Linked DNA regions of Homo sapiens: region 1 is linked to region 2. Evidence: chromatin loops called from intact Hi-C (ENCODE). Cell type or tissue: mammary epithelial cell. All regions are shown on one strand. Each heading gives the region's core, and the rest is flanking DNA. Links, peaks and the distances in the headings are about the cores only.

What was found. Hi-C counts contacts between places; a loop is a spot of excess contacts. Peaks named below come from ENCODE experiments on the same cell type or tissue, not always from the same donor. Only the 100,000 strongest peaks of a DNase experiment are listed, where the experiment ranks them.
Region 1: it touches region 2 in a loop (4-fold over the local background); 15 of 110 quality-filtered maps call a loop at or near these places.

The regions. Positions count from the first base shown.
Region 1 is chr3:12,825,758-12,832,985 of GRCh38, forward strand. It overlaps CAND2 (cullin associated and neddylation dissociated 2 (putative)), which reads left to right. Exons shown (of 15, transcript NM_001162499.2): 13 at 1,683-1,847; 14 at 5,708-5,815. Among named protein-coding and RNA genes, the nearest start is that of SNORA7A, 11 kb to the right of the region's middle. RefSeq lists an enhancer at 4,366-5,314. In mammary epithelial cell, for the core only: CTCF peaks have their summits at 4,731 (motif pointing left) and 5,224; no DNase peak of the experiment used is centred there.
Region 2 is chr3:12,558,937-12,567,360 of GRCh38, forward strand. The region is part of intron 1 of MKRN2 (makorin ring finger protein 2); the gene reads left to right. It also overlaps a transcript of MKRN2OS not described here. Among named protein-coding and RNA genes, the nearest start is that of MKRN2, 6.1 kb to the left of the region's middle. RefSeq lists enhancers at 1,836-2,015, 2,196-2,285. In mammary epithelial cell, for the core only: a CTCF peak has its summit at 4,144 (motif pointing right); no DNase peak of the experiment used is centred there.

The DNA of each region.
Region 1 (7,228 bases), core at 2,185-7,184, 270 kb after region 2:
GTCCTGCCCTGACTCCGAGCTGTGGGACCCCAGCCAGGGCAACCTGATCCTCTCTGAGCCTCAGTTTCTCCTCGTGAGCACATGAGGGTGCTAATTGTGTCTGCGTCATAGGGTTGCTGCAACAATTTGGTGAGTGAGGTCCTGTAAGTGTTCAGAACCACCGCAGGCACACAGCCAGCGCTCAGTAAATGTTGATGTTTGACAGGTGTTCACTGAACATCTGCACTGCGCCCAAGTGCCAGGACTCAGAGTTGGGCCTGACTGGGTTTCTGCCACCAAGGAGTTCATCGTGGCCCCCTAAAGGACAGAGATGCCAACTCTGCTGATTACAGACAGCCCCCGCCTTACAATGGTTCAACTTTACAATGGTGCAAAAGCAGTAGCGTTCAGCAGGCTCCTCACCTTATGATGGGATTGCTTCTGGAAGCCAACTTACAATGGACCTATTGTGATGTAATCCCATCATACACCAAGGAGCAGCTGCGTTTCACTTAGAGCCCACCTGGTAAAGGAAGGATTCGGGGGCAGAGGTTAAAGGTGATTTAGTAAGTTTGAGCTGTGGAATACTAGCAGCATTGAGGCCCTTTAAGCTGGGCTTTGAAGGGTGAAAAGGTGTTTACCATTAAAACAGGGCTTCATGGTTGAAAGCTTCAGAAAGACCTGGGTGTCTTTTTTGTTGTTTTTTTTTGAGACAGGATCTTGCTGTGTCACCTAGGCTGGAGTGCAGTGGCACAATCACAGCTCACTGCAGCCTCGACCTCCTGGGCTCAAGCGATCCTCCCACCTCAGCCTCCTGAGTAGCTGGGACTACAGGCGTGTACCACCACACCTAGCTAATATTTTGTATTTTTTTGTAGAGATGCGGTTTTGCCATGTTGCCCAGACGTCTCAAATTCCTCCTGCCTCGGCCTCTCAAAGTGCTGGGAGGACAGCCATCATGCCCAACCTACCTGGGTTTTAAATTCCAGTTCAGCCACTTACAAGCAGTGTATCCTTAACCTGTCCAGCTCAGTTAATTAACCTGCCCAACTCAGTTTCCTCATCTGTCATTAAATGGGATCAGTAACATTTACTTTTTTTTTTTTTTTTTTGAGATGGAGTCTCGCTCTGTCACCCAGGCTGGAGTGCAGTGGCGCGATCTCAGCTCACTGCAACCTCCACCTCCCTGGTTCAAGCAATTCTCCTGCCTCAGCCACCCAAGTAGCTGGGACTACAGGCACGTGCCACCATGCCCGGCTAATTTTTTTGTATTTTTAGTAGAGGTGAAGTTTCGCCATGTTAGCCAGGATGGCCTCAATCTCCTGACTTCATGATCCGCCCGCCTTGGCCTCCCAAAGTGCTGGGATTATAGGCGTGAACCACTGTGCCTGGCCAGTAACATTTACTTCTGATGGCATTTGTGATGCTTGAATGAAACGTCATCAGTCAAGCAGTCAGCACAGTGCCTGCCACTCAGACAGTGCCTGCTCAGTAGATTATAAGAATAATTGTTCTTATTGCCACTGTTATCACTTGGGGGAAATGACACTGCAGGCTGAGCAAAGGCATGGAGACTTGAGAGTATAAGGCACGATTTGGGGCTGGCATGGATTGTGGAATAGAGATGTGGGGTTTGTAGCAGAAGCTAGAAGAGGTGTCCTTACACCCTGGGGCCATATCACCAACCTTCATCCCTCCTGCAGGTGGAGATGGGGCCCTTTAAACATACAGTGGACGATGGGCTGGACGTGCGGAAGGCGGCCTTTGAATGCATGTATTCACTGCTTGAGAGCTGCCTGGGCCAGCTGGATATCTGTGAGTTCCTGAACCATGTGGAGGACGGGCTGAAGGACCACTACGACATCCGGGTAAGACCAAGCCCCCTGCCAGATCTATGTGCCCCTGTACCAAGGGATAGTCGGGCACCATTGGGGCCATGCTTGTTTGTCCTTGCTCCCTACTCCAGGCACCCAATGAAAATAGCTGCATTGTTGTTTTCTGATAAGAAAAGGAACCTGTGTCTCAAACACCTTTGGTGGGAGTCTACACTGGGCAGGCTCTTTGGAGGATGGTTTCACAGCAACCAGAAAAAAAAAATTGTCCAGGTGTGGTGGCTTATGCCTGTAATCCCAGCACTTTGGGAGGCTGAGGCAGGAGGATGGCTTGAGCCCAGGAGGTTGAGGCTGCAGTGAAACATGATCACACCACTGCACTCCAACCTGGACGACAAAGCGAGACCCTGTCTCAAAAAAAAAAAAAAAATTCCCAGACGAAATTTTTGACCCTGCAGGGCACTTTCAGCTGTGGAATACTAGCAGCATTGAGGAGCGAGCTGCATCTCTTCGTGTTGTGACCTGAAAGAGCTCCAAGCCCCAATGTTGAGTGGCAAGAGCTAGTTCCAGAAGTTAGGACCATTTTCTTAACAGACAGAGTGAGTCTGGGGCTGGTGGAGACGTCGGTTTCTTCAATTTATATCTTTCTATATCATTTTTTTAAATGTTAAAGTTTATTCACATATATGATAGAAATCATTTAATTGTGGCGAAATATTAATAATACAAGTTACTATCTTCAGTAACTTACTATCTGCAGGTGAAGTGTTTTTTTTTTTTTTTTTTTGAGACAGGGTCTTGCACTGTCACTCAGGCTGGAGTGCAGTGGCTTGATCTCAGCTGACTGCAACCTCTGCCTCCCAGGTTCAAGCGATTCTCCTGCCTCAGCCTCCCAAGTAGCTGGGACTACAGGTGCCCACCACCACACTCAGCTAAATTTTTTTTGTATTTTTAGTAGAGACGGGGTTTCACCATATTGGCCAGGCTGGTCTCGAACTCCTGACCTCAAGTAATCTGCCTGCCCTGGCCTCCCAAAGTGCTGGGATTACAGGTGTGAGCCACTGCGCCAGGCTCCATCTTCACTATTTTAAAGTGCACAGCACAGTGGCAGTAAGCACATTCACATTGCGGTGCAGCCGTCACCACTGTCCATCTCAGAACTCTTTTCTCCTTCCCAAACTGAAAACTGCACCCATTCAACACTCTATGAATTTGACTACTCTAGGTTTCTGCCCTTGTAAGTGGAATCATACAGTATTTGTCCTTTTGTGACCAACTTGTTTCACTTAGTCTGATGTCCTCAAGGTTCATCCATGTTGCAGCATGTCAGAATTTCCCAGTGTTGTATGTACAGACCACCAGTTTGTTTACCCATTCATCCATCGCTGGACAAATATTTGGGTGTTCCCAGCTTCTGGCTATTATGAGTAATGCGACTGTGAACCTAGGTGTTCCGATATCCTTTGGAATCCTGCCTTCAGTTCTCTTCACTTTACCCAGAAGTGAAATTGCTGGATCATACGGCAATTCTGTGTTTAATGTCTTAAGGAACTGCTATACTACAACTTTATTTTTAAGTTTTTATTTATTTGTTTGAGATGGAGTCTCACTTTATGGCCCAGGCTGGAGTGCATTGGTGCAATCTTGGCTCACTGCAACCTCCGCCTCCCGGGTTCAAGTGATTCTCCTGCCTCGGCCTCTTGAGTAGCTGGGATTACAGATGTGCACCACCACGCTCGGCTAATTTTTATATGTTTTAGTAGAGACAGGGTTTCGCCATGTTGGCTAGGCTGGTCTTGAACTCCTGACCTCAGGTGACCCACCCACCTCGGCCTCCCAAAGTGTTGGGATTACAGGCATGAGCCACCACGCCCGGCCCCATATTACAACTTTAAAAAATATGTACTGTAAGCGTGAGTCACTTTTTATAAGGAAAAATTAATACAAAGTAATCAAAAGTAACCCATACTTGTTTTAAAAGATTTACACAAGATGAAAGCAAATAAAGAAGCAAGTAATAATCACCCAAAAGCTTCTCCACACCCAGAGAGGCCTGCTGTCTCAGTGTGTTTCTTGGGATGATGCACATAGACCCTCATTCATTAGTCAGCCAGTATTAAGTGAGTGCCAACACGCCAAGGTCAATGTGAGAGGTGGGGTCCCTGTTCTCAAAGCTGTGGAGATGAGTTTATGAGACCTGTTTTCTAGAAATGGGATCACACACATGCTGTTTTTTTCCCCAGCCTTTTAACTTACATTTACTGTATGTTGTTTGCTTTGCTTTTCAATATATATCAGTCCTGTCAACAGCTGCAGGAGTTCCCATTTCTGTTGCACTCACTGCTACACATGTATGTTATTTGCACATTTTCACAATTACAGACAATGCTGCTGTGAACACCCTGGTGCATTACTGTGACCCACGGTGTGATCGGTGGGCTTCTAGGGTGGAGTGCATGTTCCTGCTAAAGCATCCGATGCGCGTGGTGAGGCTGCACCTCCTGCAGCGGGCGTGCCTCTGACCACTCCAGACTTGGAGTTCCTGGGACGCTCCTTCCTGCACTTCCTGTCTGCCTGTCTCCCCCTCGGCTTTATTATTGCTTTAAACTCTTGCTTCCTGCCAACCCCCAAGAAAGAGAAAAGAAGAAACAACATAAGTTCTCTGGGATTCCAGCCCCAAGATCTTGGTTGAGAAAGGGGGTTGGGTTTTCCAGTGTATGCCATGCAAACTAGTGGAAAATGATGGGGCGCACAAAGCTGAACAGGACTTTCCACCACAGGGTTCCGGGAGGCTCCAGACGGGAGGGGTGTACTCAGCTTCCATCATCTGGGTGTGCCTGGTATTAGGCATCTTGTGGGGCTACTGACCCCAGGACACAGAGTGAGGAGTTCTGGGCCAGCCCAAAGCTCCACCTTGTGGGGATTTTTCTCCAGGATCGAGCAAGTCTGTTTCTTCCATCCAGTCTGGCCATATCCTCTCATGCCTGCCCTCCAGGAGCGCAGGACAGGGCCTAGGCACCAGTGCAGCCTTGGAGTCCACTCTGCTGCCACCCCCTGGGGTGAGGAGGGTGGGTGTTACAGCTATAGAGCCCACAGCTTTGCGTCATCAAGTCTTCAAGTGAGCCTTTAGAGAGGGAGTGAACACCGCCCAGTTCACAGGGGAGACGGAATCTTGTCTAGTTCTAGGGCACAGGGTCATGGAGTAGCCAAGAGTCATAGCTCCTGAAGTCCAGCACCGCTGCTCCTTGCTGCCGTGGGCTGGGCCTCCTCCTTTGCTGTGGGGCTTAGGGGTCAGGGTGTGGAGATGGGTAGGGCGTGGGGATTTCAGACAACCAGTCTTTATGGTGTGCAAGGCTTCTTTGTGAGGACTTGACTATTTTCAAAAGACAGGACAATTATTCCCCTACAGGCTGAATCTAGGCCTGCAGCCATGTTTAGTTGTTGTTAAAAGTTTTTGTTTGGTTTTGAAATCAGGTGTCAACATTTAAAAATCGAGACTTTTTTTTTACATGAAAATTGGGATTTCTTTTGAAAACAATCCAGTGGCCCCAAGCTACATGTTTGCACTCCCACCTGGCCACACTCAGCCAGAGCTGCCCCAGCAGCCCCCTTCACTCATCCCCAGCATCTGCCTGACTGGTGGGCATCTGAGCTTGAGAACGACTCCCTCCCTGGTGCTTTTCTGATCCTCCTTGGGTCATCCAAGTGTAGTTGGCAAAGAAAGTGTCACCATTTGAGGAAACAGACCCAGAGAGGGAGAGACTCTGGCAGGACTTCACGGTGGTCTGAACTTGGGCTTCAGGTTTCAGTTGTGGGGCCTCTGCTCTTTCCCAGGGCTGGCTGCTGCTCTTGCTCCTGCACCATTTCACTAAGAACCATCTCCTTCCTCTGGGCAGATGCTGACCTTCATCATGGTTGCCCGGCTGGCCACCCTGTGTCCTGCACCTGTCCTGCAGAGGGTGGACCGACTCATTGAGCCACTAAGGGCCACCTGCACTGCCAAGGTAAGTCCCTGGCCCAGCCCTAGCCCAGGCCCTGGAGCACCTATGGAGTCCTCGGCCAGTCGTTCAGTTACCCTTACTGAGCACTTCCTGCAGTGCAGGTGATGTTGTGAAAGTGCTTCATTTAATCATTGTCATTGCCCTATAAAGTACCTCTTATTATCATTGTATACACAGGGGAACAGAGGCTTTGAGAAGTTGTTATTGGCCAAGGCTACACAGCTAGTAAATTGCAGAGCTGGATTCAGACCCACCTCTGTCTCTCCTTCCATTCATTAAACACTTCCTGGGTGCTGAGCCTCGTGGGAGATACTAAAGATGTAACATTGAGCCTGATAGGTTCCCTACTGTCAATCTCTCACCTCCTTGTTGGGAAGCTGGGTCAGATGACTGGTCTAGGACAAAGCTGCTGCTAGACTGGAGTGCCTGAAGGGTCTGGAGGAGGGATGTGGGGTGCAAGCCCTCATGGAAAGCTGGCGTTGGGAGCAGAGCCTGGCGCACCTACGTGGTACCTAGTAAATACCTGTTGAATGAAAGAATACATTTGGGTTTTTTAAGGATGGGAATCATTACCAAAAGGAGAGCAGTGTTTTAGGTTGGCACTTAAAGAGGAGAGATACCCATAAAGTGGTGATTTTCAAAAATGAAATCTTCTGTGGATAAAACACTAAAATTGGTAGTTTATTCATAGAAACCTGCCTTGTAAGTTTACATTTTTAACATATGCTTATTATTGAGTCCATCCAAAAAAACACTTCTACAGGGCCAGGCCAGTTTTGACAGTCTCTCATTTCTGGTTTTCTCTGAGCTCTATGGCACCAAGAAAAGTCCCAGTTCTTAAGAGGGAGGTATATATGGCACTGCAGTGCCAGAACATTCTTGCAGTAAAGCCGAGGTGGCAAGAGAAGCTCTGCCCTGAGTTTCCACAAGAGCCACTCATCTGGCCACGCGGAGGATGCTGTCTGTTGGGCATTGGGATGAGCATGGGTAAATCCACACCCACAGTCCTTACCCATGACCCTGAAATCTACCAAGCTCTGACAACCAAAAGCTTTTTAGGAACCTGTTTGTCACACAACTTGACTTGAAGTGGCATGAGGCTATGATCTTTAATTCTTACCAATGTACCACTTTTATATAAGGGACTTGATCATCTGAGGATTTTGGCATCCCCTGGGATCCTGGAACCAAACTCCCATGGATACTGAGGGACACCTGTACTACTCACATTACTCATACATGTAGTAGAGTATTCATGTATTTGATTACAGGGTATTGTACAAAACCCCTCGGGAATGTTATCTGCACAGTATTACCTTTCTAAAACCCAAAATGTCTTGGATTCCAAAGCACATCTGGCTCCAGGGGTTTCAGAGAAGGGAGTGTGGACTTGTGTCGTTTAATCCTCTTGGCAAC
Region 2 (8,424 bases), core at 1,970-6,969:
AGCGACTTGCCTAAGGTCATTTAGCTTCCAAGTGACAGAGGTGTGAAATCAAAGTTCATGCCCTCATAGACTGTAGGGCCTCCAGATAAGTTTTGAAATGCTAAATTAAAATTTATTTATTGCAGGACTTATCAAAGCTTTTAATGTGTTCCCATGAAAGGAAACTCATACAAGGATATGTAAAACTGCAAAGAAGTTTACTCACAAAAGGGTGTAAAGGAGTCAGGGCTCCCGATGACTGCCTTGCCAAATAAAAAACATAACAGGTGTTTTAAGTGGGAAAAAACCAATATGACCAAGAGTACCAAGTTTACATTAGTGTGTTTATCTACCATCAACTTTTCTACCAGCTTATCTACCAAAAGCTTTTCTCACTTTATTATCTCATTAACAAAAGCCTTGTCTCTAGACATTGATAATTTATAGGAAATGTTCAAGGTATGATTTATTTTGGGGACCAGATCTAAGCAGCGTGTGCGGTTTTTTGTGGGTTTTGTTTGTTTTTTTGTTTTTTTTAATCTCAGGTCACAAAGTTTTAGGTTTGTTTTCCTGACTGTGGGATGTGATGTACATGTTTATTTTGAATGACAGCAGAATAATGTCAGTTTTGCTTCCAATCTGTTAGATATTATGTATCTCCAAGAGTTGCTTATCAAATGCTAGGAGTCTCAAACCTAATGACAAAGACACTCCATGTTTTTATTGCCTGGAGTGGTAAAAATGACTGCTCGTACAGTTATGCTGTCAGTCAGCTCTTCTGATTCCTTGACATGCCGCTCTATCCAGAATCTCAATCTGTGCCTTTTTGCTGATTCCCCTCCCCCACAACCATCTCCCTGTCTTCCAGTCTGTTTTCGGAGCCCTGGGGGAGGCCCTTATTATAGCTTAGTAACCAGTTTATTTCACCTTCTCCTCTTGTGATAGAGCTTCCCTGCATCTCATAATCACTATTAGAAGACACAGGATTTCATTGTCCTAAGATAGTCAAACCTAGGGGGCTTTTGATTCTTTGAAAGTCACAAAACATGGGGGATCTTTTCAGCTGGCAGGTGGTAGGAAGAGTTTGAGCCCCAGGGTTGGGCAGTTCTGGATTCTAATCCTGGTACCACCTGTGCAACAACTGCCTCATCTGTGAAATGAGGATGGTAATGCCTAACCGGCAGGGCTGTTTAAAAATTAAATAATAGCAACAAACCATTTATTTTGTATTAGGATGAGCACTTACATGCATTTTCTCAGTTAAATGTCCCAGTAGTCTATCATAGCAGTCTATGAAGTAAGTGCAGTTATTATAATCACATTACAGATGGGGAAACTGAGGCTCAGTGACTTAAATAACTTGCTTAAGCTCACATAGCAAGCAGTCTGACTTCAGTGTCTTCACCACCACACTGTACTTCATTTCATTCCCGCCTCTAATCAGTACATTTATTGCAAGCCTGCCACAGTGCCTACCATTTGCTTCCTTCCCCCTCAGTGGATCTGCTGTCACAAGGAGTATAGCCGTAAAATTTTAGCCTGTGAAAATATGTAGGAAAATGTAAAAAAAAAAAAAAAAAAAGACACTGAGGATGCAAATTACCTGTATACTTGGAAGTGATTTGCAAAAGCGTTTTGCTAAACAGGCAACATTCAAGGGCCTGTAAGAAACCAGATTGATTGTTTTGCTTAGCACTGCTGCTGCTGGAGCTGCTGGTGGTTCTGTGGCCAGCAGTGAACCTGATATGCTCTGCAGTGTATAATAGCCATACTGTCTGAAACAGTCTTTTGGGTTTACCCAGGGTAACACCCCTTTGGAGTGTCCCCCAGAAAGAACCTACCTGCTCTGAGTCTCCAGCTATGCACTTCACCCACCTAGTCGTCTCTCCCCTCCTCCAGTTCATGTCTCAGTCGTCTCTCTTGGAAGATATGAGGGGCGGTTTGTCCATCAGAAAGGTTGAGCAGTTGGAAATTCATTACAAAGCGCAACATGAAAGAGGCTTGGAGTAAGATCAGTATAACATAGATGGAGAGGAGTGACTATAAGCACATGACAGAGATGCCCCAAAGGACAAGCAGGATGTGCTCTAGGTGGCTTTGTGCTTGTCACTGGGGAGTGGAAATGGTGACATATGCTACAAAAATAGGACTGGGCTGACTTCACCTCTTACATAACTCTCATTTCATACTTTCCTTTCTTGAAGGCAGTGATGGTGGTCTAGAAATTATTTTTGAATCTGTTTAAATCTCAGCTCAGTCACTTACAGAAGTGAAGTGGCTTTTATGAAGTCACCAGCTTATAAATGGCAAAATTAACTAGAAGCTCTGGTTGGCAGTTAAATATTTGTATTTTAGTGGAAGAGATAATTAGTGCAGTTTGGAAGGCAAGTTTTCTGGATAGGACGTATGGAAGGCGGAGGTAGAATTATAAAAGGCATCCTTGCAGGAGACCACTACCTAAAAAAGTCTTTCTTCTTGTCTGCCTTGTTAACAAATAGTATCTGGTAGAGGGCCTGTGGTAGTCTTCCACCCTGGTTCTTTCAGGAAATTTTCTGTTCTAATTGCTTCAAAAGAAACAATACAGTATTGGCTGGTGCAGTGGCTCATTCCTATAATCCCAGCACTTGGGGAGGCTGAGGTAGGAAGATCACTTGAGCCCTGGAGTTTGAGACCAGCCTGGGCAACATAGCAAGATCCTGTCTCTACCCGAGAAAAGGAAAGAAACTATACAGTATTTATTCGATATCACTTTTGTTTAACTGCTTATGTTGCCACTTTGAACCTGTCCTCTTTCAGTATTTATGAGTTTACTAATCCTGATACCTCTTTGTCATTCAGACTTGGCTCTTGGCACTGACTTTTTTTTTTAAATTATTATACCTTCAAAGATTACCATGTCTGAGGACAATTGAAATATTGCAGTCTTGAGTAGCATTTCTCAAAAATAATTCTCAAACTGCTTAGATGTATACTCTACTTTTGTGTTTGGGATCTCCAAGACCACCCCAAATCCAGAGACTGTCTAGAACTAGGACAAGTGGGTCCCAGTATACAGCTGTATTCAAGGCTGAGATTATTACCATATCTAGTAAGGGGTCACAGCCAGATCATGATGGCAGAAGACATGGGGGGTCTGGAGGAGCCTGGGTGCAGGCTTCCTACATCTGTCCCTCCCTGAGAGGGCCACACAGCAATGAAAATGCAGCAACATGTGTCCAGGGAAGCCCATTAGGGATTCAGTGCCCAAGCTGGTCACATAGGCACCCTCTGCCTAGCATGAACCAAAATTCCAGACTCCCAGAAGGCAAGCAGGTTTTCAGCATGAACTACATTGTACATCAGTTTAGACACAGCGAGACACTCTCCATCATTTAGGGAAAATTTTGTATCTGTGTAGAGAACTGTTACTAGCCAAGTTCCCAGATGCCAGGCAAGGGGCAGCCTTGGAAGCAGACCTTCCTAAGGATAGCAGTCTCACATCTGCTGTGTAACTCTCTTCTGTGCATTTATAAAATCGGTATTGTAAATAACAGGAACTCTAAGTTTCTAACAAAAAGTTTCCCAGCTTCTGTTTGTGCTTTTTCTTTTTAAAAAATAAAACTTTAACAGCCTTATGGCAAATTACTGCACAATGTCTGATCTAGTGCAGTGGTCCCCAACCAGTCTATGGCCTTTTAGGAACCAGGCCACACAGCAGGAGGTGAGTAGTGGGCAAGTGAGCAAAGCTTTATCTGTGTTTATAGCCACTCCCCATCACTCACATTACCACCTGAGCTCCACCTCCTGTCAGATCAGCAGCAGCATTAGATTCTAATAGAAGCACTAACCCTATTGTCAGCTGTGCATGTGAGGGATCTACGTTGTGTGCTTCTTATGAGAATCTAATGCCTGATGAACTGTCACTGTCTCCCATGACCCCCAGATGGGACCATCTAGTTGCAGAAAAACAAGCTCAGTGTTCCACTGATTCTACACTATGGTGAGTTGTATACTTATTTCATTATATATTATAATAATAAAGTGCACAATAAATGTAATGTGCTTGAATCATCCTGAAACCATCCCCCATCCCCCCATTCCGTGGAAAAATTGTCTTCCATAAAACTGGTCCCTGGCTCCAAAAAGATTGGGGACTGCTGATCTAATGGTAGGCCACAAGAGGGTGTTTCCTGGGGAAAGCCTAGCTGACTACCTAGCAAAGGCTGTAGGATGGCACCATTGTATAGTCACTTAAGTCATGAGGTCCAGTTCTCATTTTGTAGGCTCAGAAATTTGATTCTGTTGGTGTACATAGAGGTGGCTCATACTAGCCAAACGCATGAGAGACTGACTTATATACTAGAATATCCTTTTATAATTTCCCTGGGAAAAAAATAAACTGTCAGGTAGGTCTGGTCAGCACTTCCTCTGCTTTTGGGGAGAGAAACAGGTGGAGAAGTCAGAGGTTTCTGATTGGGGCGGATGTGCAGCATGTTCACTAGTACCCTTTCTCTGGAGACACCAGCAGTCTGGGCCTCTCGGGCCTCCCTGGCATTCCTTGCATACCATTCCCTCCTGTTGTCTAGTTCTTTTTTTTTTTTTTTTTTTTTTCCTGAGACGGAGTCTCACTCTGTCGCCAGGCTGGAGTGCAGTGGCACGATCTCGGCTCACTGCAGCCTCCGCCTCCTGAGTTCAAGCGATTCTCATGCCTCAGCTTCCCGAGTAGCTGGGATTACAGGCACCTGCCACCATGCCCGGCTACTTTTTGTATTTTTAGTAGAGACGGGGTTTCACCATGTTGGCCAGGCTGGTCTTGAACTCCTGACCTCATGATCCGCCTGCCTCGGCCTCCCAAAGTGCTGGGATTACGGGTGTGAGCCACCACACCCGGCCAGAATCACCTTTCTTTTTAAGCTTGATTGTATGGATAGACCACATCTTGTTTATGCATTCGTCCATTAGCGCACGCTTGAGTTGCTTCCACCTTTTGGCTATTGTGAATAATGCTGGTATGAACACGGGTGTGCAAATGTTTGTTTGAGTCCCTACTTTGAAGTCTTCTATTTTTTTTGAAACAGATTCACTCTGTTGCCCAGGCTGGAGTGCAGTGGCGTGATCTTGGCTCACTGCAACCTCTCCCTCCCAGGTTCAAGTGATTCTCCTGCCTCGGCCCCCAAAGTAGCTGGGATTACAGGCGCCCACCACCACGCCCGGCTAATTTTTGTATTTTTAGTAGAGATGGGGTTTCACCATGTTGATCCGGCTGGTCTCAAATTCCTGACCTCAGGTGATCCACCCACCTCGGCCTCCCACAGTTCTGGGATTACAGGCGTGAGCCACTGGGCCTGGCCTGAATTATTTTGTGTCTATACCCAGAAGTGGAATTGCCGGATCATATGGTAAATATATTTTTAATTTTTTAAGGAACTTCCGTACTGTTTTTCTATAGAAGCTGCACCATTAGCTGTTTTATAATCTACTCTTCTCAGTTAATTGTGTTTAACTTTCCATATTAATAAATTTTCATTTTATACCTAGTCCATACTCACATTTATTTCAAAATATCTTTCAAAATATCTGGTTTCAAAAATGTCTTTTGTATCTGGTTTGTTGAAACCAGATTCTAGTCCAGAGGTAAGTATTGCATCTGGTTATGTCCCTTGTGTTCTGTCTGCTAACCTAGCATTGTCCCTTCCCTTTTTTCTCTTTTTTAACAGCTTTTTCTGAGGTATAACTTATATACCATAAAATTTACCTGTTTGAAGTGTACAGTGCAAAACTTTTTAATGAATTTACAAAGTTGTACAACCATCACCACAGTTAAATTTTAGGACATTTCTATCACCCCCAAAAGATCCCTTGTGCCCATTAACAGTCACCCTCACTTCTCTCCTCCCAACCCTAGGCAACCACTTAATCTACTTTTTGTCTCTGTAGATTTGCCTTTTCTGACATTGCATATAAATGGAATCATGCAACATGTGGTCTTTTGTGTCCAGCTTCTTTCACTCTGCGTAATGTTTTCAAGGTTCACCCATGTTGTAGTGTGTGCCAGTACTTCTTTCCTTTTTATGGCTGGATAAGAGCCCATTGTATGGATAAATCACATTTTCTCTGTCTGTTCATCAGTTGATGGACATTTGGATTGTTTCCACTTTTTGGCTGTTATGCATAGTGCTGCTTTGGACATTCATGTACAAGTATTTGTGTGGACATAGATTTTCATTTTCTTGGGTACATACCTAGGCGTAGAATTGTTGGGTCATATGGTAGATTTATGTTTACATTTTTTAAGAAACTGTCAAACTGTCTTCCAAACTCAGCCTCCTTTAGTTACATGGCACTTATAAAGACAGTAGGCCTAGGTCCCACGTACAGCCTCTTTTGTATTTATTTGGTTGTTTTCTCGAGATGTCTTTCATAGGTTGTCCCCAGTCTCCTGTATTTTCTATGAACTGGATGTTAGATCTGGAGTTTTGTGGATTCAAATTAATTGTTTCTGGCTAGAATACGTCATAGGTTGTTTTATACTTCATTTTGGGTCATATCAGCAGGTACATATTTAAGTTTTTTCCAAGTCGATTTTGGGTCCAGCATCATTTGTTGAAAAGATTCTTTCCCCAACTTACCTTTTTTTTTTTTTTTTTTTTTTTTTTTGGGAGACAGGGTCTCACTCTGTCACCCAGGCTAGAGTGCAGCAGCATGATCTTGGCTTATTGCAACCACTGCCTCCTGGGCTCAATCGATCCTCCTACCTCATCTTCCCAAGTAGCTGGGAGCACAGGTGCACGCTACCGTGCCTGGCTAATTTTTTGTATATTTTTTGGTAGAGACGAGGTTTCACCATGTTGCCCAGTCTCATCTCAAACTCCTGAGCTCAAGCAATCCACTCACCTTGGCCTCCCAAAGTGCTGGGATTACAGGCATGAGCCACTGCATGCGGCCTATGTGTGGTTCTATTTACAGGGTTTTTTGTTTGTTTTTTTGTTTGTTTTGAGACAGGGTCTTGCTTTGTCACCCAGGCTGGAGTACAGTGGTGCAAACAGAGCTCACTGCAGGCTCTCTCCTTCTGGGCTCAAGCAGTCCTCCCACCTCAGGCCCCCAAGTAGCCATCATGCACGGCTGATTTTTGTATTTTTTATACAGATTGGGTTTTGCCATGTTGCCCAGGCTGACCTCAAACTCCTGGGTTCAAGCAGTCCTCACACCTTGGCCTCCTGAAGTGGTGGGATTACGGGCATGAGCCTCTGAGCCCAGACTATTTATGGATCTTTAAAGAATCCCTGCAGCCTCCCTAAACTCAATCTCTGTGATTTGCCTGAGGTTCTACTCCCAGTACCAAGACCTAGAATATGCCTCCAGGTAGGAAGTCAGACTAAATGTGGGGCTTACTTCCTGTGTTTCCCTTCTCTTAAGGACCAGTCCTTTTTTCTATTGTCTGAAAGCAGTTGTTTCACATATTTTGTTTCATTTTTCAGTTGGGTTTGTTTTGTTTTGTTTTGTTTTTTTACAGTGAGAAGCCAAGATCCATGCTCCTTGGTAGTCAGAAGCAAGTTTGTTTCTCTCTCTCTCTCTCTCAGATGGTTTCTATTCTGTGTCTTCAAGTATTCTGATATTTTCCTTTGTAGTATCCCATCTACTAAACTCATCTAATGTAATTCTCATTTCAGACATTGTATTTTTCACTTCTAGAAGTTTCATTTGTTTTTTGTTTTGTTTTGTTTTGAGGTGGAGTTTCGCTCTTATTGCCCAGGCTGGAGTGCAATGGCGCGATCTTGGCTCACTGCAACCTCCGCCTCCAGGGTTCAGGTGATTCTCCTGCCTCAGCCTCCCAAGTAGCTGGGATTACAGGCACCTGCCACCACACCTGGCTAATTTTTGTATTTTTAATAGAGATGGTGTTTCACCATGTTGACCAGGCTGGTTTCGAACTCCTGACCTCTGGTCATCCACCCACCTCAGTCTCCCAAAGCGCTGGGATTATAGGCGTGAGCCACCACACCTAGTATTTGGTCTTATTTAAATCATCCATTTCTCTCCACATTATGTTTATGTTTTTCTTTAAATCTTTCAGCATATTGAGCATATGTATAATAGCTGTTCTTAAGGTCTTATTTTGCTGATTCCATCATCTCTGTAATTCCTGTTCTTTATTTTTCTCCTGGTTATAGGTCACATTATTTTCTGCTTTTTGGCATATCTAGTAATTTATGATTGGATGCCAAGCATTGTGAGTTTCTGAGCATTTGGATTGTATTGTCTTCCTTTAAAGTTTGTTTTGGCTGACAGTAAGTTATATACTTGCTATCAGCTTGTGTTTTTTTTTTTTAAGCCTTATTAGGGTGTGTCTAAAATACTTCTACTCTAACACTAGTTTACTTTTTTTTTTTCTTTTGTGAGACAGGATCTTGCTGTCACCCAGGCTAGAGTGCAGTGGCACAATCATGGCTACTGCAGCCTTGAACT